4 separate regions of the Homo sapiens genome follow, and all the other regions are linked to region 1. Evidence: read pairs that join two places in POLR2A ChIA-PET (ENCODE). Cell type or tissue: HepG2. All regions are shown on one strand. Links, peaks and the distances in the headings refer to the core of each region. The heading gives the core; the rest is flanking DNA.

Evidence for each region. Peaks named below come from ENCODE experiments on the same cell type or tissue, not always from the same donor. Only the 100,000 strongest peaks of a DNase experiment are listed, where the experiment ranks them.
Region 2: POLR2A ChIA-PET joins it to region 1 with 8 read pairs; 2 of 35 experiments call an interaction of 5 or more read pairs at or near these places.
Region 3: POLR2A ChIA-PET joins it to region 1 with 5 read pairs; 1 of 35 experiments calls an interaction of 5 or more read pairs at or near these places.
Region 4: POLR2A ChIA-PET joins it to region 1 with 6 read pairs; 1 of 35 experiments calls an interaction of 5 or more read pairs at or near these places.

Annotation. Positions count from the first base shown.
Region 1 is chr16:10,388,109-10,396,233 of GRCh38, reverse strand. All of the region lies in intron 1 of ATF7IP2 (activating transcription factor 7 interacting protein 2), which reads right to left. Among named protein-coding and RNA genes, the nearest start is that of ATF7IP2, 6.1 kb to the right of the region's middle. In HepG2, for the core only: no CTCF peak of the experiment used is centred there; a DNase peak (open chromatin) is centred at 5,173.
Region 2 is chr16:10,448,748-10,456,872 of GRCh38, reverse strand. All of the region lies in intron 8 of ATF7IP2 (activating transcription factor 7 interacting protein 2), which reads right to left. It overlaps LOC107984877 (a long non-coding RNA gene), which reads left to right and starts at 1,771. Exons shown (of 2, transcript XR_007064983.1): 1 at 1,771-8,125. In HepG2, for the core only: no CTCF peak of the experiment used is centred there; a DNase peak (open chromatin) is centred at 3,982.
Region 3 is chr16:11,863,849-11,871,973 of GRCh38, reverse strand. It overlaps GSPT1 (G1 to S phase transition 1), which reads left to right. Exons shown (of 15, transcript NM_002094.4): 15 at 1-3,846. Among named protein-coding and RNA genes, the nearest start is that of RSL1D1, 16 kb to the right of the region's middle. In HepG2, for the core only: no CTCF peak of the experiment used is centred there; DNase peaks (open chromatin) are centred at 2,003 and 4,373.
Region 4 is chr16:10,266,432-10,274,556 of GRCh38, reverse strand. No RefSeq gene overlaps it. Among named protein-coding and RNA genes, the nearest start is that of GRIN2A, 88 kb to the right of the region's middle. In HepG2, for the core only: no CTCF peak of the experiment used is centred there; a DNase peak (open chromatin) is centred at 4,726.

The sequences.
Region 1 (8,125 bases), core at 2,765-6,764:
TTATCTATTTACTTATTTAATTTCTCTCAACATTCTGCAGTTTTCAGAGTATATGTTTTGTACTACTTTTTGATGCTATTATATATGCTTTCCTCAATCTCAGTTTTGGATTCCTCTTTGCAAGTATATGGAAATAAAACAGATTTATGTACACTGATCTTCCATCCTTCAACTTTGTTGAACTGGCTTTTATCTTTAATGGTTTGTGAATCTCTTAGAATTTTCTACATATTAAATCATGTTATCCGTGTATATTTTACTTCTCCCTTTCCAATTTCGATGCTTTTATTATTTGAAAAAAAAAAATGGGCTTCATTTTCCTGACTAGATCCTCCAGTACAATGTTGAATAGAAATGCCAGGAGGGGTCCATCTTGTTCCTGAATTAGCAGGAAAACCTCCAATCCTCCACTATGATGTTAACCGTGGGTTTTTTTACAGATGCTTTTTAACAAGTTAAGGAAGTTCCAAACTTTCCCTATTGTTTAATGTTTTTATCATGAAGGGACACTGGATCTTATCAATGCTTTTCACTATCTCTTAAAAAGATCATGTAGCTTTGTTCTCTTTGATATGGCACTTAACATTAAAGATTCTTGCATGAGAAATTTATTTTGCATTCCTGAAATAAATCTCACTTGGTCATGGTGTATAATCCTTTTATGTTAATTTCAAATTACTAGTATTTGGTTGAGGATTTTCACATCTCTATACATTAAAAAAACATCGTTCTGCAGTTTTCTTTTCCTATAGTATTGGGGTCTGCTTTTGGTATCCAAATAATACTAGCCTTACAGAATTATTTCAGAAATGTTCTGTCCTCTTCTATTTCTTGAAAGAATTGAAGAACTGTACCTTTAAATGTTTGGTAGAATTTACTAATAAAACCATCTGATTTGGGGCTTTTCATTTTGTCCTAATTCCACTGCTTTGTTTATGTTTGTTCAGATTTTCCTCTTCTTCAGTCAGTTCTGGCAGTTTTGTGTCTTTTTAGGAATTTGTCTGTTTCATCTATTAAATGGAGTACCATACAATTGGAATTATTCTATAGTATTCCCTTATAATTTTTTTTTTTAACTACTGGAAGGTCAGAAGTAATGTCCCCTCATTCATTCCTGATTTTAGTAATTTGAGTCTTCTCTCCCTTTTTTGTGCTCAGTTTAGCTGAATGTTTAATTTTCTTGATCGTTTAAGAAAATGATTTATGGTTTCCTTTTCTATTTTTGTCTATTCTATTAATTTCCACACTAATTTTTTCCTACATTCTGCTGACTTCAGGCTCAGTTTGTTCTTCTAGTTCCAGTTTTTCTTAAAAGGTCTAGGTTACTGATTTGAGGTCTTTTTTAATATAGCATTTATCACTATAAATTTTCTAAGAATTGCTGTAATTGTACCCTCCAAAACCTTTGATATGTTTGTCTTCATTTTCATTCACCTCAAAGTATTTTCTAATTAACCTCATGATTTCTTTGACCCATTATTTAGGAGTGTTAATTTCAACATATTTGTAAATTTCTCAAGTTTCTTTTTAGTACTGATTTCTGATTTTATTCACTGGTCAGATAATGTTCTTTCCCATAATTTCAGTCCTTTTAAGTGTGTTGGTTTGCTTCATGGCCTAGTGTGACTATATTGATGGATGTTCTACATACACTCCAAAAGTCTATTCTGCTGTTGTTGGGTGGACTGTTCAAAGATATCTCTTAAGTCTAGTTGGTTTAGTGTTGCTCAAGTCGTCTCTTGTCTCACTGATTTCCTCAGTTTTCTATCCATTATGACAGTGTTGTATTGAATTCTCCAATTATTACTGAACTGTGCATTTCTTCCTTCAATTCTGTCAATAGTTGCTTCATACATTTTGCTGCTCTCTTAGTAGGTGCATATATGTTTATGATTTGTATGCCTGAGGCACCAACTCTTCTGTCATTATAGAATGTCCCTATGTATCTCCAGCAATACTGTTTCAGTATATTTTGTCTGAAATCAGTATAGGCACGATAGCTTTACTATGGTTGCTATTTGCATGTTGTATCTTCATCTATCCTTTTACTTTCAGCCTATTTGCATCTTTGAATCCAAAGTCTGTCTCCTGTAAACAGCCTATAGGCCAAGGCTGTTTTTCCCTTCAGTATGAAAATCTCTGCCATTTCATGGGATTGTTTAATCCTTTCACACCTGACATTACTTGGTTGTTTTTGTTTGTTTAGAGATAGGTCTCTCTATCATGCACAGTGCTGAGATCAGAGCTCACTGCAGCCTTGAACTCCTGGGCTCAAGTGATCTTCCCACATCAGCCTACCAAGCAGCTGGGACTACACGTATGTGCCATCACACTCAGCTAATTTTAAAATTTTTTTGTAGAGACAAGGTCTTACTATGGTGCCCAAGCTCATCTCAAACTCCTGGCCTCAAATGATCCTCGGCCTACCAAGGTGCTAGGATTCCAGACATGAGCCACTGTACCTGGCCTTCATATTACTATTGACATACAGATGCTGTGTGACTTGCAGTAGTATTACATCCCAAAAAACCTATCAGAAATTGAAAATATCCTAGGTCAAAGATGCAGTTAATACAGGTACAACTAACCTACCGAGCATCATAGCAAAACCTAAGCCTACCTTAAACATGTTCAGAACACTCATATTAGCCTACAATTGAGCAAAATAATTTAACCCAAAGTTGATTTTATACTGAAGTCTTGAATTTCTCATGGCTTTATATTCTACCGAATGCCTATCACTTTCTGTAGCATCATAAACTAAAAATCATGTCAAATCACAATTCAGGGTCCACCTGTAGCTTGATTTATGTCTGCCTTTCACTTTTTGGCTTATGTCTCATGCCTTTTGTTCTATTCCTTTACTGCCATAGGATTTTTCCAATGGTGTCTTTTTTTTTTTTTTTTTTTTTTTTTTTGAGACAGAGTCTCACTCTGTCACCCAGCCTGGAGTGCACTGGCATTGAGGCAATCTCAGCTCACTGCAACCTCCGCCTCCCAGGTTCAAGCAATTCTCCTGCCTCAGCCTCCCAAGTAGCTGGGATTACAGGTGCCCACCACCATGCCCAGCTAATGCTTGTATTTTTAGTAGAGAGGGGGTTTCACCATGTTGGCCAGGCTGGTCTCAAACTTCTGACCTCAAGTGATCCGTCCACCTTAGCCTCCCAAAGTGCTGGAATTACAGGTGTGAGCCATCGCACCTGGCCTAATGGTTTCATTTTTAAAACTTCATTTTTCTTTTCTTTTGGAGACATGGATTCACGTTGTTGCTCAGGCTAAAGTACAGTGGGCATGAACACAGCTTACTGCAGCCTCAACCTCCGGGACTCAAACAAGACTCTAACCTGACCCTTCAAGTAGCAGGGACATCAGGGGCGCCCATCACACCCAGCTAATTTTTTTTTTTTTTTAAAGACAGAGTCTCACTATGTTGCCCAGGCTGGTCTTCAACTCTTGGGCTCAAGAAATCCTCCTGCATTGGCCTCCCAAAGTGCTGACATTAGACAATTTATGGGCCTGTGCCTGGCCTATAAATGGCTAACATTATGTTTATAATTTTTATATCAATGTTAATGAGAGATGGGTCTATTTTATTGGGTGTTGATATCAAAGGTTTGCTGACCTCATACAAACTACAAAGTCTTTCTAGTCTCTGAACAATTTCTGTGTGAATGGTGTTATTTTTCCTTAAATATTAGAATAATTAACCACTAATGCCATTTGGGCCTGGGGTTAACTTAGTGGTAAAGGTTTTCCATTAAAATTGAGGTAGAACCAGCTGGGAGCAGTGGCTCACACCTGTAATCCTAGCACTCTGGGAGGCCAAGGCTCAAACAGCCCAGGAGTTCAAAACCATCTTGGAGATGTCATCTCCAGTTTAAAAAAAAAAAAAAAAGGCCAGGCGCAGTGGCTCATGACTATAATCCCGGCACTTTAGGAGGCCAAGGCATGTGGATCACCTGAGGTCAGTAGTTCAAGACCAGCCTGACCAACATGGCGAAACCCCATTTCTACTAAGTACAAAAATTAGCTGGGCATGGTGGCGGGTGCTACTTGGGAGGCTGAGGCAAGAGAATCACTTGAACCTGGGGGGTGGGGGTTGCAGTGAGCTGAGATCTTGCCCGTTCACTCCAGCCTGGGGAAAAGAGTGAAAATCCGTCAAAAAAAAAAAAAAAAAGATAATACAACCATTCATACTTTTTATATCTTTTGGTGTCAATTTTACCTATTTTTCCATTTCAACACAATTTAAAATTTGTCAACACAAAGTTCTTATAGTATTCTCTAATTGTATGTGTAATACCTGTAGTGCTGTCCCTCCTTTTCTTTTTTTTTTTTTAAACAGAATCTCACTCTGTCACCCAGGCTGAAAGGCAGTGGCACGATCTCAGCTCACTGCAACCTCCACCTCCCGGGTTTAAGCAATTCTCCTGCTTCAGCCCTCCAGCAGCTGGGACTACAGGCGTGCACCACCATGCCCAGCTAATTTTTGTATTTTAGTAGAGATAGTGTTTCACCATGTTGGCTAGGCTGGACTTGAACTCCTGACCTCAGGTAATCCACCTGACCTGGCCTCCTAAAGTGCTGGGATTACAGGCATGAGCCACTGCACCCGGCCTCATTCTTGATATTAGTGATGTGCTTTTCTCTTTTTCTTGATCATTTTTATTAAACATGTACCAAGATTGTCAAAGTCAACAAAAATACAAAAAAGACAAAAAGAGGCTGTCAAAGTACTTTAAGTTTGCTAGCTTCCTATTATACAGTGTTCCATTTCATAATTTCCTGCCATATTCCTTTTCTTTTTTTATTTGACACAGAGTTTCACTCTTGTTGCCCAGGCTGGAGTGCAATGCAAGATCTCCGCTCACCGCAACCTCTGCCTCCTGGGTTCAAGTGATTCTCCCATCTCAGCCTCCTGAGTAGCTGGGAGCCACAGCGCCTGGTCTTTTTAAAATTTTTATTGCCCAGGCTGGTCTTGAACTTCTGGGCTCCAGCAATCCACCCACCTCAGCCTCCCAAAGTACTGGGATTACAGGTGTGAGCCCCCACGCCCAGCACATTTTTTTTTTTTTTTGAGACAGGGTCTCTCTCTGTGGCCCAGGCTGGAATGCAATGGCGCGATCATAGCTCACTGTAACCTTGAACTCTTGGGCTCAGCAATTCTCCCATCTCATTCTCCAGAGTAGCTAGGACTACTGGCGCATGCTACTGCACCCAGCTAATTGTTTTTCATAGCGATGGGGTCTCATTATGCTGCCCAGGCTGGCTTCAAATTCCTAGGCTTAAGTAATCCTCCAGTCTTGGCCTCCTAAACCATTGGGATTACAAATGTGAGCTACAATGCCCTACCCTCCTTCTGCTTTCTTTGCGTTTGCTTTGCTGTTCTTGTTGCAGCTTCAGGTAAAAACTCAGATATTTTTTCAGTCTCTCTTTTTCCTTTTCATTTTTAGAGTCACACTTTGTCACCCAGCTGGAGTGCAGTGGCATGAACACAGCTCACTGCAACCTCAAAATCCTAGGCTCAAGTAATCCTACTGCCTCAGCCTCCCAAGGAGGTAGGACTACAAGTGTGTCCCTCCATGGCTGGCTAATTTTACAAAACATTGTTTTGTAGAGACAGGGTCCTGTGTAATGTTACCCAGGTGGGTCTCAAACTCCTGACCTCAAGTTATCCTCTACCTTGGCCTCACAAAGTGGTGGGATTACAGGCATGAGTCAGCATGCCCAGCCTATTACCTTTTTTTCTAATTTCTCACTTAAAGCTGTAAATTTTCCTCTAAGCCCTACTTTAGTTGAGCCCACAAGTTTTGAAAAACTCTACCTTATAATTTGATATTTATCCAATATTCTCTAAGATGCATTGTAATTTTTTAACCTGTAGATTATTCACAAGCATGTTACTTTCCAAGCAATAACATATTTCCTGTATCTTTGTGGTTAAAAGTTAGCTTAATCTTTTTTCCTGTTATAGTTCGAAGTTATGGGTGCATGCTGATTTAGTTGGGTTTTTTCCTGCTTCATTGGGTTTCTCCATTATAAAACATCTCTGTTCTCCAGTGATGTTCTCCAAGGTAGTATCTTAATACATAATAAACACTTTAATAAGAACAATTCTCATTAAATTAAAAAAAACTACTGAACTGAATTTTTACTGTTACTCTTTTTAAAAAGTAAAAATTTAGAAAAAACCCATTTAACTAATCTTGTTCAAAGTCAGGTACTTCAGCCAATATTTGAACGGAGGGTCTTAAGACTCGAAGAAGTCTATCACAAACACAAAACAGTTATTATGAAGCGACAGGGCCCTTTAAGAGTTATATAGTGGTTAACAAAATAACAAAACTCAGGCCAGGTGGCAGTTAATCTCATAATGACCATGAAGTAATGCCAAGTGTGGTTCATAGACCAGCAGCATCCGCATCACCTGAATGCTAATAGAATTCTGACATTACTTTTTTCAAGTTTTATCAATGTAATAGTATAAAATGCTCATTATGAAATAAAGCAGTTGCTTGCCAGCACTCCCGAATATCTAATGGCAATCACTTTAATTTTAACAACTTGTTTTTAAAATCTCAGTATTTTAAAATATTTTCATACTGTTTCTTGAGTTACAAATTTTAGCCATGTCGATTTCCTGTAATTGCAGATGAAGATTTAGCTCACATATGTATTTTTTTTGGAGGTGGGTTGGAAACATTTTAATTGGATGGTAGGGGATGGTAACACTGGACGGGGAGCACTCACAGTTCCAAGAGTTTCCCTCCAAATTATAAAGACGTTCTTGTAATTAGCTAGATTTCCTATAGCCAGGTCTTATGCCCAAGGGAAGGAGGGGAGGATGTGAAAAGCACTGTGGTCTGCCCTCCTGTCATTCGTAGATCCAGTTCTGTAGTTCACACGTCTCTTACAGCTCATCGTATTTTCAGTTAAATCAATATTTAAGTTGTTATAAATATTCTCTATATAGCCAGATAGACTACCATGACTACACTATCTTTCTTTCACAGTAGTTTGTCTTTTCCTGGAGATATCAACTGAACCTTCTTATAAACCTAACCTTCACTTTCCAAATTGACCAGAACTGTCATATTATCAACCTTCCCTCCTAGTCTATGCTCTTTCAAGATCAAGCTTAAAGATCACCTCCTCAAAAAAACAGCCCCGAGAGAACTACTACTTCTTTATCTAAATTTCCCACTATAATTTTTTTTTTTTTTTGAGACAGTCTTGCTCTGTCGCCCAGGATGGAATGCAGTGGTGCGATCTCGGCTCACTGCAAGCTCCGCCTCCCGGCTTCACGCCATTCTCCTGCCTCAGCTTCCCGAGAAGCTGGGACTACAGGCGCCGGCCACCACGCCCGGCTAATTTTTTTGTATTTTTTAGTGGAGACGGGGTTTCACCATGTTAACCAAGATGGTCTCAATCTCCTGACCTCGTGATCCACCTGCCTCAGCCTCCCAAAGTGCTGGGATTACAGGTGTGAGCCACCGCGCCCGGCCTACAAATATTTTTTATATCTTCAGTGACATGCCTTTCTTACAGTAGTTTTAATGCTGTTTAATGAATATTCACTTAAAAAACAAACCTCTGGAAAGCCACCCAGAGTTATTCTCTCCTTAATAACAAGTACTGAAAAGCCTCCCAAAGTCACTGTCTCCTTAGTAAAGAGTACTAAAAAGGCCTTGGCAACTTTTGCCATGGCTATCTGATAAGCTATTTCACATCAGCATACTGTACACACTAGAGCCTCAGAGGTATACTAATGAAACTTATGACCACATTTAGTAGACACATATAATGCCTCTAAATAATTCATGGCTAACTTCAGTAACACCTCTCTAAACATTTCATGGCTTAATCAGAAGTTCAAAAAAATCCAATATATTATCTCCCTTTCCTCCAAAAAGTCATGGTTATTTCTCTCTAGACACTGGCTGACTCCAATCTGTCCCATCGTTGGTAAAAATGAAGATGAAAAACTATCCTAGTCTACTGTAAAGCAGAATAATTATCTAAATGATATAAAAATATGAGATAGGCCGGGCGCTAAGACTAGCGCCTGTCATCCTAGCACTTTGGGAGGCAGAGGCGGGCTGATCACCTGAGGTCAGGAATTCGA
Region 2 (8,125 bases), core at 1,907-5,906, 61 kb before region 1:
GATCAAGGACAGCATGAACAAAAATGCACTAGGTGCCATGGAAGCTGGGCACCCATCTGTTGCCCCAAACCTGTAGCAGTGGTGGCTAACCCCCCAATTCCATACTGGTAGGATTAGGGGGCCCAATTCACCACAGCAGCACTATCAGTTGGGTGCTCATCTGACATCTGGGGCAATGGCAGGCCCAATCCATTGCAGTGGTAGTGACCATAGGCCAACTTTTCCTGAATTTCCCACCCAATGGCACTGGGGATTGAGGTGGCACCGGCAGGGGCTAAATGGGAGACCCAGTGGAGCCAGAAGAATGAAGCTAAGCAGTATGGCACTGTAAGAGCTCTGAAAAGTAAACTGTCATTGAAACTGCAGCTTAAAAGAAGAGGCCAGGATCTACACACTAAACCTAAACAGGGGAACTTCCTGCTGAAAGGGAGTCCTATGCTTAGTGTTTTCAAAGAGCCCTCCCTGTGACTGGATACTGAGACATTTGATCCTTCCAAGGCACTAGCAAAAGGGTGTCCAGCCAAAATCTTGACTTTCTCTCCGGGGCATACTCTTCTGATAGTGAGCCTCTTAGAGTCTTCTGCAATCTGGTCAGGCTGAGAATTGCCTAAATCATTAAGTCCTGGTTCCTTTCTGCTAAACAGTTTGTTTCTTCTTCAATTTTTCTCTTTTTTTTTCTCACATTGTGAAAAGAAGCAAGAGGAAATCAGGCCAAACCTTCAACACTTTGCTTAGAAACCTCATACACCCCGGTAATCCCAGCTACTCAGGAGGCTAAGGCACGAGAATTGATTGAACCCAGGAGGCGGATGTTGCAGTGAGCCGAGATTGTGTCACTGCACTCCAGCCTGGGCAACAGAGCCAGACTTTGACTCCAAAAAATAAAAAAAGAAATAAAATCTCATAAGTCAAACAAAATCCAAATTCATAGTTTACAAGTTGTTTTCCATATAATGTAGGATACAATGCAACTAAACTTCCTGCCACTACGTAACACAAATCCCCTTTCCTCCTGTTTCCAATAACATGTATCCTCATTTCCTTTCAAGTCCTCACCAACAATGCTTTTAATGTCTATATTTCTATCAAAAGTTTGTTTATGAAGATCTAGGTATTAAGTCCATGGTAGGTTTTCTCCACTGTGCTCATTTCCTTTTAACCTCCACGGGCAGTCTTTAACTTCCAAATTTCTACTAAGAGTCTGTTCAAGGTAATCTAGGCTTTTTATAAAGCATGCTCCTCAAAACTCCTCTAGTCTCTATGCATTACCCTACTCAAAAGCCACTTTCACATTTTTAGGTATTGGTTACAGCAGCACCCCACACTTCCTGGTACCAAATTCTTTGTGAATTTCCTGAAGTTACCTTAACAAATTACCACAAACTGCATGACTTATTTTATCACAGCTTTAGAAGCCAAAAGTTGGAAATCAGTTTTACTAAGCTAAAATCAAGGTACTGGCCTTCCTTCTGGAGGCTGCCTGCGTTTCTGGACTTGAGGCCCTCCTCCATCTTCAGTGTACTTCATTCCAGCCTCTGCTTCCATTGTCCCATTTCCTTTTTCTGCCTTTGACCTTCTTGCCACTTTTTTTGTAAGAACCCTTTTGATTAAAATGAGCCCACACAGATAATCCAGGATTAACTACCCATCATCTCAAGGTACTTAATTTAATAATACCTACAAAGACTCTTTTCACCATGTAAGGTAACATATTCACAAGTTCTGGGAATTAGGTCATGGACATCTTGCAGGGACCATTTTTTCCATCTACCATAGCTGTAGAAGGTCGAAAAAACACTATCAACCATCTTGGCACAATTAACTCAAACATGACATTTACAGAACATTACAACCAACATTCTGTACATGGAACATTCGTCAAGTAAAATAATATGCTGGACTATAAAATAAGTTTAACTTTCAAAATTTAAGTTTTACATAGTATGTTCTCTGACCAAATGAAATCAGGTATTATAAAAATAAAATACCTAGAAGTCACAAATATTTTGAAATTAAACACACACTTCCAAATAATTCATATGTCAAAGAATACAAGGAACATTATAAATCATTTTGAACTGATGGAAAACAAAGATATGATGTATCAAAGATTATAATATTTGCATTAAGAAGTACATAATCTAACCACTAAGAAGATGCTTAGAATAAGTGATACTTAGAAGGAAATTCAGCTTTAAATGTTTAATGTTAGAAAAGGTCTCTTAAGAACCTGGAAAAAGAACAAATTATAACTAAAGTCAGTAAAAGAAAGACAATAAAGAAAAACAGGAATCAAAATAAAGAAAACAAATGATAGAAATAACAAAATCTGGTTGATCAAGAAGGAAAAATAATAAATATACAGATTAACCCACATCAGAAACAAAGTACAGTGATACACTGTAGAACCCCAAACATTAAAAGGACAAGTGAATTTTTTTTTTTTTTTTTTTTTTTTTTTTTTGAGATGGAGTCTCACACTGTCACTGGGCTGGAGTACAGTGGCACAATCTTGGCTCACTGCAACCTCCGCCTCCCAGGTTCAAGCGATTCTCCTGCCTCAGCCTTCCAAGTAGCTGGGATTACAGGCACCTGTCACCATGCCCGGCTAATTTTTTGTATTTTTAGTTGAGACGGGGTTTCACCGTGTTAGCAAGGCTGGTCTCGAACTTCTGACCTTGTGATCTGCCCGCCTCAGCCTCCCAAAGTGCTGGGATTACAGGTGTGAGCCACCGCGCCCAGCCTAGGACAAGTGAATTTTACTGATAACTTTATGACAGTGAATTCAATAATTTAGATAACATGGATAAATTCCTTACAAAGATAACTTGCAAAACTGATAAAAGATGGAAAAAAAAAAAAAACTGAATGGCTCTGTACCTACGAAAGAATTGGATTTTCAAGTAAAAGCCTTCTTACGAAGAAAGCTGTGGGCCAGGCGTAGTGGCTCATGCCTGTAATCCCAGGACTTTGGGAGGCCAAGGCGGGTGGATCACCTGGGGTCAGGGCAGGCGGATCACATGAGGTCGGGAGTTCAAGACCAGCCTGACCAACATGGAGAAACCCTGTCTCTACTAAAAATACAAAATTAGCCAGGTGTGGTGGCGCATGACTGTAATCCCAGCTACTCGGGAGGCTGAGGTAGGAGAATTGCTTGAACCCAGGAGATGGAGGTTGCGATGAGCTGAGATTGTGCCACTGCACTCCAGCCTGGGCAACAAGACTGAAACTCCATCTCAAAAAAATAAATAAACAAAGAAAGCTCCTTGCTCAGTTTTCAGAATCTAAGTGCTGAGTATACAAGTATTCACTATAAAATTATTTCGGATTGCTGGCAAGATGGCTGAATAGGAACAGCTCCGGTCTGCAGCTCCCAGTAAGATTGATGCAGAAGGCAGGTGATTTCTGCATTTCTAACTGAGGTACCTGGTTCATCTCATTGGGACTAGTTGGACAGTGGGTGTAGCCACAGACAGCGAGCTAAAGCATGGTGGGGCTCTCACCAGGGAAGCACAACGGGTCAAGGAATTCTCTTCCCTACCCAAGGGAAGCCATGATGGACTATGCCGTGAGGAACGGTACACTCCAGCCCAGATACTGCATTTTTCCCACAGTCTTCACAACCCACAGACCAGGAGATTCCCTCCGGTGCCTATGCTACCACGGCCCTGGGTTTCAAGCACAAAGCTGGGTGGCTGTTAGGGCAGACACTGAGTTAGGTGCAGGAGTTTTTCTTTTCCATACCCTAGTGGTGCCTAGAATGCCAGTGAGAGAGAACCGTTCACTCTTCCTGCAAAGGGGGCTGAAGCCAGGGAGCCAAGTGTTCTGGCTCGGCAGGTCCCACCCACACGGAGCCCAGCTAGCTAAGATCCACTGGCTTGAAATTCTCGCTGCCAGCACAGCAGTCTGAGGTTGACCTGGGATGGTCAAGCTTGGTGAGGGGAGGGGCATTGACCATTGCTGAGGCTTGAGTAGGCGGTTTCCCCCTCACAGTGCAAACAAAGCCACTGGGAAGTTTGAACTGGGCCGAGCCCACTGCAGCTCGGCAAGGCCACTGTGGCCAGACTGCCTCTCTAGATTCCTCCTCTCTGGACAGGGCATCTCTGAAAAAAAGGCAGCAGGGGCTTATAGATAAACCCCCCATCTCCCTGGGACAGAGCACCTGAGGGCTTCAGTAGACTTAAATGTCCCTGCCGGACAGGACTCTGAAGAGAGCAGCAGATCAGTGGATCTCCCAGCACAGCATTTGAGCTCTGCTAAATGTCAGACTGGCTCCTCAAGTGGGTCCCTGACCCCCGTGTATCCTGACTGGGAGACACCTCCCAGTAGGGGCCAACAGACACCTCATACAAGAGAGCTCTGGCTGGCATCTGTCAGTGCCCCTCTGGGATGAAGCTTCCAGAGGAAGGAACAGGCAGCAATCGTTGCTGTTCTGCAGCCTCTGCTGGTGATACCCAGGCAAACAAGGTCGGGAGTGGACCTCAAGCAGACCTGCACCACAGGGGCCTGACAGAAGAGTAACAAACAGAAAGGAATAGCATCAACATCAACAAAAAGGACGTCCACTCAGAGACCCCATCCGAAGGTCACCAACATCAAAGACCAAAGGTAGATAAATCCACAAAGATGGGGAGAAACCAGCCCAAAAAGGCTGAAAATTCCAAAAACAAGAACGCCTCTTCTCCTCCAAAGGATCACAACTACTTGCCAGCAACAGACCAAAACTGGACGGAGAATGAGGGTGACAAGTTGACAGAAGTAGGCTTCAGAAGGTGGGTAATAACAAACTCCAATGAGCTAAAGGAGCACTTTTTTTTTTTGGGACGGAGTTTTGCTCTTGTCGCCCAGGCTGGAGTGCAGTGGAGCGATCTCGACTCACTGCAACCTCTGCCTCCCGGGTTCAAGCGATTCTCCTGCATAGCCTCCTGAGTAGCTGGGACTACAGGCGTGCACCACCACGCCCAGCTACTTTTTTGTATTTTTAGTAGAGATGGGGTTTCACTATGTTGGCTAGGGTGGTCTTGAACTTTTGACCTTGTGTCCATCTCGACCTCTCAAAGTGCTGGGATTACAGGTGTGAGCCAGTGTACCCAGCCTAAAGGAGCATCTTCTAACTCAATGCAAGGAAGCTAAGAGCTTTGAAAAAAGGTTAGATAAATAGCTAAGTAGAATAACCAGTTTAGAGAAGAATATAAATGACCTGATGGAGCTGAAAAACACGGTATGAGAACTTCATGAAGCATACACAAGTATTAACAGCTGAACTGATCAAGCGGAAGAAAGGATATCAGAGATTGAAGATCAACTTAATGAAATAAAGTGAGAAGACAAGATTAGAGAAAAAAGAATTTTTGAAAAGGAACGAACACAGCCTCCAAGAAATATGGGACTATGTGAAAAGACCACACCTATGTTTGATTGTTGTACCCGAAAGTGACAGGGAGAAGGGAACCAAGTTAGAAAACACTCTTCAGGATATTATCCAGGAGAACTTCCCCAACCTAGCAAGACAGGCCAACATTCAAATTCAGGAAATACAGAGACCACCACAAAGATACTCCTGGAGAAGAGCAACCCTAAGACACATAATCGTCAGATTCACCAAGGTTGAAATGAAAGAAAAAATGTTAAGGGCAGCCAGAGAGAAAGGTAAGGTTACCCACAAAGGGAAGCCCATCAGACTAACAGCAGCTCTCTCTGCAGAAACCCTACAAGCCAGAAGAGAGTGGGGGCCAATATTCAACATTTTTAAAGAAAAGAATTTTCAACCCAAAATTTCATATCCAGCCAAACTAAGCTTCATAAGTGAAGGAGAAATAAAATCCTTTACAGACAAGCCAATGCTGAGACATTTTGTCACCACCAGGCCTGCCTTACAAGAGCTCCTGAAAGAAGCACTAAACATGGAAAGGAACAACCAGTACCAGCCACTGCAAAAACATACCAAATTGTAAAGACCATTGACACTGTGAAGAAACTGCATCAACTAACCGGCAAAATAACCAGCTAGCATCATAATGACAGGATCAAATTCACACATAACAATATTAACCTTAAATGTAAATGGGCTAAATGCCCCAATTAAAAGACACAGACTGGCAAACTGGATAAAGAGTCAAGACCCATTGGTGTGCTGTATTCAGGAGATCCATCTCACATGCAAAGACACACACAGGCTCAAAATAAAGGGATGGAGGAAGATCTACCAAGCAAATGGAAAACAAAAAAAAAAGCAGGGGTTGCAATCCTAGTCTCTGATAAAACAGACTTTAAACCAACAATGATCAAAAGAGACAAAGAAAGGCATTACCTAATGGTAAAGGGATCAATGAAACAAGAAGAACTATCATAAATATATATGCACCCAATGCAGGAACACCCAGATTCATAAAGCAAGTTCTTAAAGACCTACAAAGAGACTTAAGACTCTCAGACAGTAATAGTGGGAGACTTTAACAACGCACTGTCAATATCAGACAGATCAACGAGACAGAAAATTAGCAAGGATACTCAGGACTAGAACTCAACTCTGGACCAAGTGGACCTAATAGACATCTACAGAACTCTCCACCCCAAATCAATAGAATATACATTCTTCTCAGCACCTCATCATACTTATTCTAAAATTGACCACATAACTGGAATTAAAACACTCCTTAGCAAATGCACAAGAATGGGAATCCTAACAGTCTCTCAGACCACAGTGCAATAAAATTAGAACTCAGTATTAAGAAACTCACTCAAAACCACACAACTACATGGAAACTGAACAACCTGCTCCTGAATGACTAATGGATAAATAACAAAATTAAGGCAGAAATAAAGATGTTCTTTGAAACCAATGGGACCAAAGACACAATGTATCAGAATCCCTGGGACACATTTAAAACAGTGTTTAGAGGGAAATTTATAGCACTAAATGCCCACAAGCGGGAAAGATCTAAAATCGACACCCTAACATCAAAATTAAAAGAAGTAGAGAAGCATGAGCAAACAAATTCAAAAGCTAGCAGAAGACAAGAAATAACTCTAAGATCAGAGCAGAACTGAAGGAGATAGAGACATGAAAAACCCTTAAAAACAAACAAACAAACAAAAAAATCAATGAATCCAGGAGCTGGTTTTCTTAAAAAAGATCCAACAAAATAGACCGCTAGCCTGACTAATAAAGAAGAAAAGACAGAAGAATCAAATAGACACAATAAAAAATCATAAAGGGGATATCACCACTGATCCCACAGAAATACAGACTACCATCAGAGAATAATATGAACACCTCTATGCAAATAAACTAGAAAATCTAGAAGAAATGTATAAATTCCTGGACACATACACCCTCCCAAGTCTAAAGCAGGAAGAAATCGAATTCCTGAAAAGACCAATAACGAGTTCTGAAATTGAGGCAGTAATTAATAGTCTACCAACCAAAAGTCCAGGACCAGATGGATTCACAGCCAAATCCTACCAGAGGTACAAAGAGGAGCTGGTACTGTTCCTTCTGAAACCATTCCAAAGAATAGAAAAAGAGGGAATCCTCCCTAATTCATTTTATGAGTCCAGCGTCATCCTGATACCAAAACCTCACAGAGACACAACAAAAGAAAATTTCAGGCCAATATCCCTGATGAACATCAATGCGAAAATCCTCAATAAAATACTGGCAAACTGAAACCAGCAGCACATCAAAAAGCTTATCCACCACGGTCAAGTTGGCTTCATACCTAGGATGCAGGGCTGGTTCAACATACACAAATCAATAAACTTAATCCATCACATAAACAGAACCAATGAGAAAAACCACATGATTATCTCAATAGATGCAGAAAAGGCCTTTGACAAAATTCAACACCCCTTCATGCTAAAAACTCTCAATAAACTAGGTACTGATGGAACATATCTCAAAATAATAAGAGTTATTTATGACAAACCCACAGCCAATATCATACTGAATGGGCAGAAACTGGAAGCATTCCCTTTGAAAACTGGCACAAGAGAAGGATGCCCTCTCTCTCACTACTCCTATTCAACATAGTATTGGAAGTTCTGGCCAGGGCAATCAGGCAAGAGAAAGAAATATGGGGTATTCAAATAAGAAGAGAGGAAGTCAAATTGTCTCTGTTTGCAG
Region 3 (8,125 bases), core at 1,906-5,905, 1.5 Mb before region 1:
GCAGGGTATAAGTTTTATCTCAATTATTTGAAATTGACTGAGTTTTCTTAAGTGTAAAGCTGAAATTTGCTAACCATGTTTTTGATGAACCACAGTGCAGCATTGTGTGGGTTTTAGATTGAATGACTCTCTGCTATAATTATCATGACTTTGAAATTTTTCATGAGAATAAATGAGGAATGGAGGCAATTTGTGGGTTTATCCAAAGCCCCCTTGATGTTGAGTGTTGCCATTGATCAAAGATAGCCTCTTTTAGATTGTGATTTCTCTCTAAATAAGATACTTTGTATATTTAATGACAAGTCTCTTCCCTATAATTTTGCTCCTCAGAAAAGAAAAGCCTAGACAGACTGTATTTCCAGTCACAGAACATAAAACTTAATCTAATGGGTGTTTTGTTTTGTTTTGAGACAGAGGCTCACTCTGTCACCTAGGCTGGAGTGCAGTGGCTCGATCTCAGCTCACTGCAGCCTCCACCTCCCGGATTCAAGCAATTTCCTGCCTCAGCCTCTTGAGTAGCTGGGATTACAGGAGCCCTCCACGAGGCCCAGTTAATTTTTGTATCTTTAGTGGAGACGAGGTTTCCCCCTATTGGTCAGGCTGGTCTCAAACTTCTGACCTCAAGTGATCCACTCGCCTCAGCCTCTCAAAAGTGCTGGGATTACAGGCATGAGGCGCCGCACTTGGCCTAGTGTTTTCTTAACTGTGAAATTCCCATTCATTTCTTGAATGAGGCTACATCTTATGGACAGAGCAAAGTTATTGTCCTACAGATTCTTAAAACTATAATTATGGCTATTGCATGAAATTTAAATAGATTTTATTATGTCTGCAAATCTCTGGGCTTTTATTTTTCTGGAAAATATAGGAGCTTTAATCAAAACATAATAGTTCTTTTTGTAATTCCATGTTAATAAAAACAAATACTAGCAATTGCTTGAATTTTAATGAATATTTAAAAGTTCAAGAGCCACGGAAATCACTTCCAGAGATAAGAGTTCCCTTTCTAAATAGAACACATTTTTAAAAAATAAGTTATGTTTGCTACTAAAACATTTACACTGTTAGACTATTATGTGCATGTTGCCAAGACTCTTAAGTAACTTGGATATCAACTGTGAAGGGCCTACCTCTAAAAAGTAACAGGTCATACAAATACAAATGTAACTGTAAAAATTCCACTGGATTCTTGCATATTTGCAAGATTAGATTATTCAAAAGAAATTTCAGTGCTAAAATTAACCAGCAACATAAGTTCTATGGGCTTTGAAAATTGTTCTCATCTTTTTAAAGTTGATGCATTTTCAATCCTGCTTACACAGGCTGTTCATTTGGATAAGTAAATAAAATGTCTAAGGTGAACTTGGCATTATGTGGAGATGTTGGACCGTTATAGAGCAATACAAATTCCTATGCTGTCATTCTGTTTTCTGCAAATGCAAACGTGCTTATATGGTCAACAGTGCAAAAATAGGGTAGTTGGCTGCATATTTAGGGTATTACCTAAGCATTTGTTCTCTAACGTTGCTCTACTAGAATGATTTTTTTCTTGCATCTTTTCACATTAATGATGTTCTTTATATAACTTTCATGCGATTATTTAGTTTTTTAAATTAATAAAGTGAATTTAAGAAATATTGAAATAAACATCTAAGTAATTGCCATTTTAAACCCTTGTTTCTTACTGTGGGAGAGGGGGAAATACAGCACTCATTTCTTGTTTTTAATTTGCAGAAGTAAGTGAAAATCTATGTAAAATCAAACCAAAAGAGTTGGACTGAGTGTGTATTGTCTTGAGATTAAGTGACAAATAGTAAAGTGTTACTGAGTAATTAAGCCCATGTATTTTTTTTTTGTGAGTTGAAAATCTTTGAAATATGTGATAACCGAATGTCAAAAGTTCCTAAACTCTAACAGTGCAGGTTGTTCACTGTAACGAGGTAACTCATATTTGCTGGTTACATAAACTACAAGTACTGCTCTCACAATATGGGACTTTGAACTGTGATGTAGTTCAACAGTTGCCGGCATCCTCTCAGCTGATACGCTGCGAATATTTTGGGTTAGACTTGCAGCCAGATGCAGTTTTGCAACCCAAGAAAAAAGTTGAACCTATGATCAAAAACTGCTCCCAAGATGAACCTGGAAAAAAATCAGCTAAGCTCCCTTGGCGATCTGCAGGAACACTAGTAATGACTGGAATTACTCCGTGATCTTTGATGACTATTACACATAACAGCACTCTAGCACCTTTTCTTACTGGCATGGACTTCCTCATGGACTGCTACTTCATGGATGATAGCTTCATTGCTTTGGGTAGGGATTTAAGGTAGTCAAGGGGAAAATACGCAGTTTTATTACAGGTCTTAACATCAGGCAACTTTCAACTTTAAAACCCTTTGTGAAAAATGTGGTTATAGCACTATAGCTCTGATTTTAGGATGGTTAAATGTTATATTCATTGTTGGCTTACCTTATCAAACTGTGCCATTAATCCTTTCACAGACATAGGTAAGGAAGAGAACAACCAGTGGATTCAGGGGACAATTATCTATCTCCAAATAATAGGCTTTTATTTCTTGCAGCTAACTTTTTCAGTGATTCTAGCAGATGCCATCTAGTACATCCTTGATCTTGTTTCTTTCGTGAGAGATCTCGCCATGGCAGCATCTTGTTAAGTAAGTGTAATTGCACATGCACAAAAGACTTAACTAGCTTTACATTTAGCAGTCAGTTGGTTAGATTAGGTTTCATAGTAAATGAATAGGAATAGAAAGAATAGGAAGTGTTTTTATTTTCCAGTAGTAATTCCGTGGATTCCATTTGACCCAGTTTACTATCAGTTCAGTTCAGGTAGATTTGGTTCAACTTTTGGTGGTTTTTGGCTCTAGGATATTCTTGACTTTAATATCCTAGAACTTACTGAGTCTTCCCTTCAATAAATACACTTCTCACATACCTCTAATCCTATGCTTCCTTGAAACAATAATGCTAGCTGAGTTGTTTACTAAGGATTATTATAAGGGCCTGAAGGTGTGGGAGTGGAGATTAATTAAAACCTTTATGTTCTCCAATATAAGGGAAAAGCAGGTTGGTACTACTTCTGATTAGGCAGAAAACACCAGGATTCCTTAAGTGATCCTTGAAATGGTTATTGTTTTCTGCCTTGTCACATTTGCCACTGTGCCCTTTAAAACGATGTGGAAACCTCAGGTTTGTGGACAGCACAGGTGGAATGACATCTTGTGCTTCCTGAGGCTCCCCTCTACCAGGCACATTAGCTTAGTGCTTCAGATGTCAGCCCAAGTCCTTGTTACCTCCTTTTCCTGCTGCCCAGGGAAGAGTGTGTGTGCTGGAGCTGGAGCGCTTGCACTCTTCAGGTGACTATTCTCACCTCCATTTCCTCCACATGCATTAGGTGAAACTGAGGTCTAAGCCTCCTGCAAGGTCTACATTTTAAGGACTCACACATCAGGCTCTCAGAAATGTACACAGGTATTAGTTCTGTTTGTTCTAAAGGAAATGTGGGTATCTCTCAGGCCAGGACTTAGTGACTAGTTTTCGCTAGACAGCAGGTTAATACCTAGATCTCATTTAAAAAAAAAAAAAAAAAACAGGATTAAAGGGAACTGATCAGGTTTGTTGAGTTTTTTAGCCTAATTCCAAAGCATGGAAGAGTGCTCTAGGTAGGAAAGAAAGCTTTTTCTTACGATTTGTAGCTACCTACTGTGCCTGACTTGGTGCCTGTGTGAGGATTAAGCCCTTAGTCTGCTCTTGCAATTATTCAAATGACAAATTAAATTTGCTTTTGTAATAACAATAAAAGTTGTCATCTTCCCTTTTGAAGGATTTGTCGTTTGTAATTACCTGTGTTGTAACAAGCAAAAACCATGCCCTTTTTTGTACAATCCTTTTATTTTTGTATCAGGTACTGGAACCATCTACCAAAAGGTTTGTTGGATGGATCTAATAAGCTCTGTCACATAAGGGATTCACAAACGTCATCTGCTTGCATATGGCATGCAAGTCTTTTGTATAATGTATACGACAACCTTAGGAAACAAAAATAAGAACCCTATAGGAAGTTAGGGATGCTGAATAATAAATAACTAGATCACAGTTATGTGGTTTTATGTGAACAGTAGAGTTGGGGGAAACGTCAATTATTATTAGAACTATGAACCTCTACATTCAGGATTTTTAATAAAGATCAAGAGACCAAATAGTGCTTGCCCTTTTCATTCAATGTGCAAGGGCAAGAAGAAGTTAATGATAAAGGTAACATACACAGTGGCTACTTGAATGACAGCAGTTCATTCCTGTGTACTAAGTTCCTGTTTGAACTGTCTTTAGGTGAATCGCTTTGAGGTTTTGGCAGTCAGCCTCTAGGTATTTGGCATTAAACCAATCATAGCTTAAAACTTGGGACCAAGCTTGCTATTAAAGTAGGGGTTCAGGCCAGGCACGGTGACTCATGCCTGTAATCCCAGCACTTTGGGAGGCTGAGGCGGGCAGATCACTTGAGGTCAGGAGTTCCAGACCAGCCTGGCCAACGTGGTGAAACCCAGTCTCTGCTAAAAAACACAAAAATTAGCTGGGCGTGGAGGCGTGTGCCTGTAATGCCAGCACTTTTTGGGAGGCCGAGGTGGGTGGATCACGGTGTCAGGAGATCGAGACCATCCTGGCTAACACGGTGAAACCCCGTCTCTACTAAAAATACAAAAAATTAGCCGGGCGTGGCCTGTAGTCCCAGCTACTTGGGAGGCTGAGGCAGGACAATGGCGTGAACCTGGGAGGCGGAGCCTGCAGTGAGCCGAGATTGCGCCACAGCACTCCAGCCTGGGCGACAGAGTGAGACTCCGTCTCAAAAAAAAAAAAAAAAAAAAAAGAGATCGAGACCATCCTGGCCAATATAGTGAAACCCCATCTCTACTAAAAATACAAAAATTAGCTGAGTGTGGTGGCGTGCGCCTGTAATCCCAGCTACTTGGGAGGCTGAGGCAGGAGAATCACTTGAACCCGGGAGGCAGAGGTTGCAGTGAGCTGAGATCGTGCCACTGCACTCCAGCCTGTTAACAGTCTTTAAAAAAAAAAAATGAAATTTGCTAGATGCAGTGGCACAAACCTGTAGTCCCAGCTACTCCTGAGTTGGCAAGATCACCTGAGCCTAGGAGTTGGAGGCTGCAGTGGGTTATGGTTACACGTGTGAATTGCCACTGCACTCTAGCCTGGGCAACATAGTGAGATGCTGTCTTTTTTTTTTTTTTTTTAAGTGAAATTCTTGTTACTGTCAATCTTTCCTTCAAATTGTTTCTGAAGGCTTTGTGCACCCACATTACTTGCAAGAAATATTTTCGTATGTTTTCTGCTAGGAATAAGAGACTGCCTATAACAAGTAAAATTCCTTTAGCTGATGGGTGTACTTTTTGAATTATTTGGAATATGATCCTTCTGTTAAATATTAGGCCAGGCCAGGCACAGTGGCTCACGCCTGTAATCCTGGCACTTTGGGAGGCCAAGGTGGGTGGATCACCTGAGGTCAGGAGTTCAAGACCAGCCTGGCCAACAGGGTGAAACACCGTCTCTACTAAAAATACTAAAATAAGCCAGGCATGGTAGTGCAAGCCTGTAATCCCAGCTACTTGGGAGGCTGAAGCAAGAGAATCGTTTGAACCCGGGAGGTGGAGGTTGCAGTGAGCCAAGATGGCACCACTGCACTCCAGCCTGCGCAATGGCAGTGAGACTCCATCTCAAAAAAAAAAAAAAAAAAAAAAAGGCCAAAAATTTCCTCTATCTGCAATGAGTCACATTTAATGTTTGTTAGCTGCACATTTTCTTAACATCCCATTGCCCACATTTGATCCCTTAACATTTGCCTTCAATGGAAATGATGATCATCAAACAGTAATATTAGTTTACATGTTTAAAGCATTTTCACTAAAAGTTCTGTTCTCTGGTTTGAGCTTAGTCAGGAGTCAAGCTACTGGTAATAACTCAACTGGTAAAAATAATTCAGAGGGCATAATGGAAAAAAAAACCATATTTAACTTGTTTTGTACCTTGTATATTTAGTTTGAAATTTTTAATGAGGATTTCCTCCCACTTAACTGGGCACAGTACTCCCAAAGGACTTTGTATTTGCTTATCAACTACACAAGTTCCACATTTCCAAATACAAGAAAATAATTTGAACGTTTCCACATGGAGATAAATAGGTGATGGATATCCCAATTACCCTGATTTGATTGGTACACATTGTATGAATGTGTCAATTATCACATGTACCCTGAAAATCTGTACCTCTATTATGAATTAATTTTTTAAAACTACAGAAGTTACTTAAAAGCAGTCGGTATCACTATCTTTGTTAATTCCCTGGCAAATACATCAGGTTTTAGGATAAAAAATAAATCTTCAAGATTTAGATTCTTAGGAGTATGATTTGTAAAGAAGTTCCGGAAGACAGATGTTGTATGACAAAGGAGAGGATTTTTTATTAAGGTAAAATTTGCATACAGTAAGAAGTACAGATCTTAAGTTTACAATGAGTTTGTCAAGTGTATACAACTGTGTAAACACCCCATCAACATGCAGAACACATCACCCCAGAAAGCTCTCCTGCTACTTTCCAACCAATCCCCTCTTGCCAAGGCATTCACTGTTTTGCCATCTATTATAACAGTTTTGTCTGTTTTTGAACTCTGCATAAATGGAATCACATAGCTTGAACTCAACTTTGTCATCTTTGGCACATTACGTTTCAGAGATTATGTTGTGTGTATCAGCAGCTCATTTTTTTTTTTTTTTTTTGCTAATACTCCATTTTATGAATATTCTCTAATTCAAATGATCTATCCTTGAAGGGAGATTTGATTTTGCTTTCCAATTAGCATTCTTTGACAGGTTAGTTGCAAATGCAAATACCTTTCTTCTGAATTTCTCTAATGCAAGGAAGTAAAACCAGAGAGAAAAGTCTCACCTCTTCTTCATCTACTTTTATAAAACTTAACAAGGATAAACAGATAATGTAGTGATCCTAATAGGTAGTGAAATAACATGAGCTCCCTTATCTCCCTTTCCAATCTTAAAGAGGGTCTTCCCTGTATTGCCTGTGAGGTACCATTTCTTTCCTTTCCTTTCCAGTCTCGCTCTGTCGCCTAGGCTGGAGTGCAGTGGTGGGATCTTGGCTCACTGCAACCTCCACCTCCCAGGTTCAAACAATTCTCTTGCCTCAGCCTCCCGAGTAGCTGGGATGACAGGCATGTGCCACCATGCCCAGCTAATTTTTGTATTTTTTTTTAGTAGAGACAGGGTTTTGCCATGTTGGCCAGGCTGGTCTCTAACTCCTGACCTCAGGTGATCCACCGGCCTTGGCCTCAAAAGTGCTGTGATTACAGGCATGAGCCACTGCGCCTGGCCTGAGGTGCCATTTCTAAATGATGTGCCAATTCTAAAACTGGATTGTCCCTGTGACTTTCATGTTGCTAGGGCTAACTTGCAGAACTAACCTGACTTGCACCTCTACTAAATAACTGTTTTAAACTTCAGGGCTAAGTCCTTTTCTTTTTCTTTTTTGGTAGATTTATTCAATTCTGTGCATGAATAACTCCTCTAAGTCCTTTTCTTTTTCTTTTTTGGTAGATTTATTCAATTCTGTGCATGAATAACTTCTCTAAGTCCTTTTATAGATCCCTGATTGATGACGTAGCATAATACTTTATAGCATAGTAGCTATTTAAAACTTTCCTGCCAGGCACGGTGGCTCACCCCTGTAATCACAGCACTTTGGGAGGCCGAGGCAGGTGGATCGCCTGAGGTTGGGAGTTCTAGACCAGCCTGGTCAGCAAAGTGAAACTCCGTCTCTACTAAAAATACAAAAATTAGCCAGGCATGGTGGCACTTGCCTGTAATCCCAGCTACTCGGAGGCTGAGGTAGGAGAATTGCTTGACCCCAGGAGGCAGAGGTTGCAGTGAGCTGAGATCGCGCCACTGCACTCCAGCCTGGGCAACAGAGAGAGGCTCCATCTCAAAAAAAAAAAAAAAAAACTTTCCTAGTTTGAACAAAGATGCACTTTGAGTTGTCATAACATTTACCAGTTATATACTGGTACTGGTTAAAAGAACA
Region 4 (8,125 bases), core at 2,262-6,261, 120 kb after region 1:
GATGGGGGTTTCACCATGTTGGCCAGGCTGGTCTCGAACTCTTGACCTCAGGTGATCCACCTGCCTCGGCCTCCCAAAGTGCTGCCATTATGGGGATGAGCCACTGCGCCCAGTCACCTACTACTGGCTTCTTACATTGCGTGGTAAATATTTACAGAGCAACCACAGTGTGTGAGATGCTGTTGCTGGGGTAGAAATAATGGCTGGGCTGAAAGGAACCCTCCCTAGGTGACTTTCTCCTTCACCCGGAGGTTAAAAGTCCAGGATGTTTTCACAGCATGCTCTTATTCTGCTGTGTAACTAGTTCCTTATCCATTCCCCAAAGTTATCTGCACATTAAAACATTTCTTTTTAATTTTTTAATTTTTAATTTTTTTGTAGAGATGAAGTCTCTACAAGCAATCATCCTGTCTCAGTCTTCCAAAGTACTGGGATTAAAGATGTGAGCCACCGTGCCTGGCATATCTGCACATTTTTTTTTTTTTGAGGACAGCATTCGTACACCCTTGTATCATAACACCTTGTCAGATACATGGCAGATGCTCCATAAATCTTTCTTAGAGGCCAGGTGCGGTGGCTCACGCCTGTAATCCCAGTACTTTAGGAAGCTGAGATGGGTGGATCACTTGACGCTAGGAGTTCAAGACCAGCCTGGCCAACATGGTGAAACCCTATCTCTACTAAAAATACAAAAAGGCCAAGCGCGGTGGCTCATGCCTGCCATCCCAGCACTTTGGGAGGCTGAAGTGGGTGGATCACGAGGTCAGGAGTTCGAGACCAGCCTGGCCAACATCGTGAAACCCCATCTCTACTAAAAATACAAAAATTGGCCTGGCATGGTGGCATGTGCCTGTAGTCCCAGCTACTCTGGAGGCTGAGGCAGGAGAATCGCTTGAACCCAGGAGGCGGAGGTTGTGGTGAGCTGAGATTGTGCCTCTGCACTCCAGCCCGGGCAACAGTGAGACTCCATCCCCCCAAAAATAAAAAATAAATAAATAAAATTAGCCAGCTGCAGTGGCACGTACCTGTCATCCCAACCACTTAGGAGGCTGAGGTAGGAGAATTGCTTGACTCCACAGGGCGGAGGTTGCAGTGAGCCAAGATTGCACTACTGCACTCCAGCCTGGGTGACAGAGTGAGACTCTGTCTCAAAAAAAAAAAAAAAGTCTTTACTAGAGGAATGCCCGGAATTCTACCACTATTCGTTTATTCCATTTGGTTAAACATTGCATTCTTTCAAGAGGCCTCTTAAAATACAAACCACCTCAGTGACAGAACTATATTCAGGTCCTGGGTACTTAGATATTTAATTTTGTTAGTTTATTTAAAATAGGTGATTTATTTTCATGGTGCAAAGCTGTAAATGGATTTAGATAACCCAGCATCCTGATAATATTAGGTATCTATAAAAAAGGAGCCTGAAAGTAGAGAGAGACAAAACAGGGAAAGAGTTGGCTGGAGTACAAATGTATGTGCCTTTGTTATTTTGGTGTCTTTTGTTTTTTCTCCTACTCTCTGTCTCTGTCTATGTTATAGCATGTGGTTAAGTAAGTAAAAAACCAACAACACGTTTACTATCTTACCAAAAGTCATTGGTCTCACTACATGATTAGACATGGTAGGACACCTTTGTATTAGTCATATGTTTCTAAGTTGCAAGTAGCACAAATCCAATATTAAAAAGACACATAGGCCAGGCATGGCAGCTCATGCCTGTAGTCCCAGCTCTTTGGGAGGCCAAAACAGGAGGATAACTTGAGCCCAAAACAGGAGGATAACTTGAACCCAGAAGTTTGAGACCAGCCTGGGCAACATAGTGAGACCCGGTCTCTACCAAAAGAAAAAAAAATTTGCCAGGCACAGTGGCTCATGCCTGTAAGCCCAGCACTTTGGGAGGCAGAGGCAGATGGATCACTTGAGGTCGGGAGTTCAAGACCTGTTGGGAGCAAGCCCCCCAAAATCTGGCCATAAACTGGCCCCAAAACTGGCCATAAACAAAATCTGTGCAGCACTGTAACATGTTCATAAAGGCCCTAACGCCCAAGCTGGAAGGTTGTGGGTTTATGGAAATGAGGGCAAGGAACACCTGGCCTGCCCAGGGCAGAAAACTGCTTAAAGGCATTCTTAAGCCACAAGCAATAGCATCAGTGAGCTGTGTCTTAAGGGCGTGTTCCTGCTGCAGTTAACTAGCCCAACCTATTCCTTTAATTCAGCCCATCCCTTCGTTTCCGATAAGGGATACTTTTAGTTAATTTAGTATCTATAGAAACAATGCTAATGACTGGTTTGCTGTTAATAAATATGTGGGTAAATCTCTGCTCCGGGCTCTCAGCTCTGAAGGCTGTGAGACCCCTGATTTCCCACTTCACACCTCTATATTTCTGTGTATGTGTCTTTAATCCCTCTGGCACTGCTGGGTTAGGGTCTCCCCGACCAAGCTGGTCTCAGCAAAGACCAGCCTGGCCAACATGGTGAAACTGCATCTCTACTAAAAATACAAAAAATTAGCCAGGCAAGGTGGTGCATGCCTGTATTGCTAGCTAATTGGGAGGCTGAGACAGGAGAATCACTTGAACCTGGGAGGTGGAGGTTGCAGTGAGCTGAGACAGAGCCATTGCACTCCAGCCTGGGTGACAGAGGGAGACTCTAGCTCAAAAACAGAAAGAAAAAAAAATTATTTGGGCATGGTGGTTCATGCCTGTGGTCCCAGCCACTTGGGAGGCTGAGGTGGGAGAATTGCTTGAGCCTGGGAGGTAGGGGCTGCAGTGAGCTGTGATTGAGCCACTACACTCCAGCATGGGTACAGGCCCAATACACCTCCTCAATAAATAAATAAAAAAAAAAAGGCCTACATAAAAATAGCACTGACTGGCCGGGCGCAGTGGCTCATGCCTGTAATCCCAACACTTTGGGAGGCCGGGGCAGGTGGATCACGAGGTCAGGAGTTCAAGACCAGCCTGACAAACATGGTGAAACCCCATCTCTACTAAAAATACAAAAATTAGCAGGGCATGGTGGCGTGCATCTGTAATCCCAGCTACTCAGGAGGCTGAGGCAGGAGAATCACTTGAACCTGGGAGGTGGAGGTTGCAGTGAGCCGAGATCATGCCACTGTACTCCAGCCTGGGAGACAAAGCAAGACTCCATCTCAAAAAAATAAATAAATAAATAAAAAAGACTAGCACTGACTAACCTAACCAAAAAAAACTTTTTTTGAGATGGAGTCTCGCTCTGTCACCCAGGCTGGAGCACGGTAGCATGATTTCGGCTCACTGCAACCTCCGCCTCCTGGGTTCAAGTGATTATCATGCCTCAGCCTCCCAAGTACCTGGGATTACAGGCATGTGCCACCACGCCTGGCTAATTTTTGTATTTTTAGTAGAGACAGGGTTTCACCACATTGGCCAGACTGGTCTTGAACTCCTGACCTCAGGTGATCTGTTCACCTCAGCCTCCCAAAGTGCTGGGATTACAGGCGTGAGCCACTGCACCTGGCTTCTAACCAAAATGTTTATGAAGCTTCAGGCAAGGCTGGATCTCGGTGCTTAGGAAATGTAAAAATGTACTATCAGCCTTAGTCTTCGTGTTCCAGGCTGGGAAACCTAGAAAAACATATGTATTTCCCAATAATTTCATGAATAATTTCAAACCTGGGACTAATGTGAATTATTTCTGGTTGGCCAAGACTGGATCTTATGTTCATTCTTAGAGACAGAGCAAGGGGAAATCAGGATGCTGTTAGCAGAAGAAGGATGTGTTCTGGAAAGGCAAAACTACATCCTTCCATGACATCTTAACACTCATAAAACTCATCCAAGGCCTGGGTGAAAGCCTAACCATCCATTTGACTTTCAGTGTACTTTCTGAGCACTCATAGGTCAGACATGACTCAAAATTGCTGACACATCATTAGGAAAACTAAATTACAAATTCATAGTAGAGACAAGTATTGATTAAATAAGTTGATTAATTACCAGTAAGCCCAACTTCTCTTCAAATCAGAGCGTGGAAAGGAGGGTAGGGATATCCTGGTTGGATTCACTCCCAAACCATCATTCTACGGATGCCATTTTTACTGTAGATGTGTTGGTGTTTCTCACCTCCCTACTTTGTTTTCAGTCATTGCATCCCACTTTCCCTCTAGGGATCATACCCATAGTACACAGCCTTTTTGGCAGTTTCCTTGGCCATGTGTGGACATATGACTCACCCCAAGAGAAAATATTTTTTCTTTTTTTTTTTTTTTGAGACGGAGTTTCACTCTGATGCCCAGGCTGGAGTGCAGTGGCGCAATCTTGGCTCACTTGAACCTCCGCCACCCAGGTTAAAGCAATTCCCCAGGAGAAGATATTCTGACCCTTGTTAAAGAACAGTGCAAAAGTCTTTGTCCAAGAAACCACTGCAATGGGGTTTTGCAGTAGGAGAACGAGATTGGGATCACTTTCAAATACAACAAGGAAAAATGGGGGTTTATAGCCAAAGGGCAGGGTTGTGGTGGGAAGGATTAGTGGATGGAAAAGTACTATTAATTAGAGGATAGAGGAATTCTTGCTAAAAATGACCTAACAGGATTCTTGCTAAAGCCAAGCTAGGGTGGTCAGACATCACCTGGGGGTTGTGGGGAAGAAGACTTTGATTAAGTATTTGAGGATTGTCAGCTATAGCATGTGGGGATTCTGGCTAAATCAACATGACAGAAAATTTGCTAAAACTGGGAGATGCAAAGACAAACAAGGAAGTCCAAAGGTCAAGGCCAAGTTAGGAAGAGGGTTCAGAGGAGCCTGAGTAAAGTTTGGTCAAGGAGAGAATCTTTGTCAACAGCTCAGGGCAATACATTCTGAGGATGGTAATATAAAGTTTGAAATAAAAATAGGGCTGTAGAGCTGCTCTGATTTCTACTGTTTCGAGCCCAACTTCACAGCCTTTTTTTTTTTTTTTTTTTTTTTTTGAGACAGGATCTTGCGCTGTTACCTAGGCTGGAGTGCAGTGGTGTGATCACAGCTCACTGCAACCTCAACCTCCAAGGCTCAAGCCATCCTCCTACCTCAGCCCCTACCTCCCGCCTCTGTGCTGGGTAGCTGGGACTACAGGTATGTGCCACCATGCCCGGCTAACTTTTTTAATTTTTAGTAGAGACAATGTCTCACTATGTTGCCAAGATTGGGCTTGAACTCTGGGCTCAAGTGATCCTCCCGCCTTGACCTCCCAGGGTGCTGGGATTACAGGCATGAGCCACTGTGCCTAGCCACAGCCATTTTTTTTTGATTCTTCAAGTTACCTGATATCCTTGCCATTCATCCCTTTTCTTCACATGTTTGCTGGAACAAATTTCTGTTACTTGCACTCAAAGAACCTAACTAGTGTGATGCTGGCTTGCAATGTGATCTGAGCATGTTTTGTTAACTCTGTGTGTTGGCGTGTTGCTTTCTTACTCTATAAAATGAAACTATTAATTTCTACTTGAAGGGTTGGTGTAAGGATTCAAAACAAAATGGCTTAGTGCAATGACAGTATGTTTTCTATTAGTGAAAAATGTTTAAATTGGGGATCTGAGGGTGGGCTTCAGGTGTCAGTGAATCTACCAGAATTTATAGGCTGAATTATATTTATACGTGGGCATGTGCACGTATATGCATATGCAATTATTTAATTTTTTTTTTTTTTGAGAAGAAGCGCCATTAGAGTGTCCAAATGGTCCTTCATCCCACATTAGCTTAATCCTCCTAGCTCTGGGTGATTTGTCACCCAGACTCTTGTTTTTTTTTTATGAGACGGAGTTTTGCTCTCGTTGCCCAAACTGGAGTGCAGTGGCGCGATCTTGGCTCACTGCAACCTCTGCCTCCCTAGTTCAGGCAATTCTCCTGCCTCAGCCTCCCGAGTAGCTGGGATTACAGGGGTGCACCACCATGCCTAGCTTATTTTTTGTATTTGTAGTAGAAATGGGGTTTTAGCACATTTGCCAGGTTGATGTCGAACTCCTGACCTCACATGATCCACCCACCTCGGCCTCCCAAAGTGCTGGGATTACAGGCGTGAGCCACCGTGCCCGGCCGAGACTCTGTCTTAAAATAAATAAATAAATAAATAAATAGGAGAGCTGGCTGTTATCTCTGAAAGGCTTTCAAACTCCTGACCTCAAGTGATCCACCCGTGTTGGCCTCACAAAGTGCTGGGATTACAAGCATGAGCCACCATACCTGGCCTTCTTTCTTTCTTTTTTAAAAATATTGCTACGAGTTCTCGCTGTGTGGCCCAGGCTGGTCTCAAACTCCCGGCCTCAAGCGATCCTCCCCCTCAGTCTCCCAAAGTGCTGGGATTATAGGCATGAGCTACTGTGCCTAGACAGAAATGCCTTCATTTCTGACCTACAGTCCTGGGTATTGTATATCCCAGAAAAGGAAATTGGCATGCCTGAGAGAGCAAATGCCAGGGCTCCTGACCCCTACTCTGGTGTTCTTGCATCTATAGCACACAGAACTCTTCCACTTGGCCCTAAAGTCTTTCTTCCTTTTTTTTGAGACAGGGTCTCACTCTGTCACCCAGGTTGGAGTGCAGTGGTGTGATCCTTGCCCACTGTAACCTCTGCCTCCTGGATTCAAGGGATTCTCATGCCTCAGCCTCCCAAGTAGCTGGGACTACAGGCATGCGCCACCACACCTGGCTCTTTTTTTTTTTTTTTTTTTTTTTTTTAGACGGAGTCTTGCTCTGTTGCCCAGGCTGGAGTGCACTGGCACAATCTCCGCTCAGTGCAACCTCTGCCTCCCGGGTTCAAGCAATTCTCATGCCTCAGACTCTTGAGCAGCTGGAATTACAGGCACGCCCCATGACACCCAGCTAATTTTTGTATTTTTAGTACAGACGAGGTTTTACCATGTTGCCCAGGCTGGTCTCGAACTCCTGGCCTCAAGCGATCCACTCGCCTTGGTGTCCCAAAGTGCTGGGATTACAGGCCCGAGCCACTGCGCCCGGCCTATGTTTTGTATTTGTCGTAGAGACAGAGTTTACCATATTGGCCAGGCTGGTCTGGGACTCCTGACCTCAAATGATCCATCCTCCTCAGCTTCCCAAAGTGCTGGGATTACAGACATCAGCCACTGTGCCCAGCCTTCTTTTTTTTTTTTCTGAGACAGGGTCTTGTTGTCCAGGCTGGAGTGCAGTGGCACAATCACAGCCCACTGCAGCCTTGAACTCCTGGGCCCAAGCCATCTTCCCACCTCAGCCTCCCAAGTAGCTGGGACCACAGACATGCACCACTGAGCTGGGATAATTTTTTTTATTTTTATAGACATGGGGTCTTCAGCCTGTTGCCCAGGCTGAAGCTTCCACTCTTGTTGACAGTCTGGTTTCTCCAAAGTTGTTGCCAGGCATGATGAGATGGGTGATCAGCAGGTGCCTACAGATAAATCATTGGGAAGGCAGAGGTAGAGAAATGGCTGATAGACAGTTGATGCATTCTTCCAACCCCCTCCTAGCAAACGGCGTCCTAGTTTGGGGGGACTTGACTGATTGCTCTACCCCAGACTACGTAATTACCATTGCTACAGAAATGAGTGCTTTTATTTTCCACTGATCGTGGTGGTAAGGATGATACAGAGCCTAGCTTGGTGTCTGGTAGGTGTGAAGGCGGCACACTCATGCTCTGTGTGTATGATTGAAAGTGAAAATGTCTCTGAAGGGAGGATAGTTTGACAATATGAATCAGAATTTTAAGGATGAATACCTATTTTATTTTACTTTCAAATATTCAATTAATTTCAGAAAGATTTCTTTTACTTTCAAAATTTCAAGTAGTTCTCATTTGGGGGAAAATTTTTTAAAGAAAACTGTGTTGACACAAAGAATTGACATGTCAAATTAGATTTGTGAATCATGCATCTAATCTAACACTAAACCTAACCAATGATTAAAAATTACAAGCAAGGCTGGGCATTGTGGTTTATTCCTGTAACCCCAGAAGTTTGAGAGGCCGAGGTAGGAGAATCACTTGAGATCAGGAGTTCAAGACCACCCTGGGCAGCAGAGTGAGACCCCATCTCTGCAAATAATTAAAAAATTAGCTACGTGTGGCAGCATGCACATGTAGTCTCAGCTACTTGGGAGGCTAAGGCAGGAAGATCACTTGTGC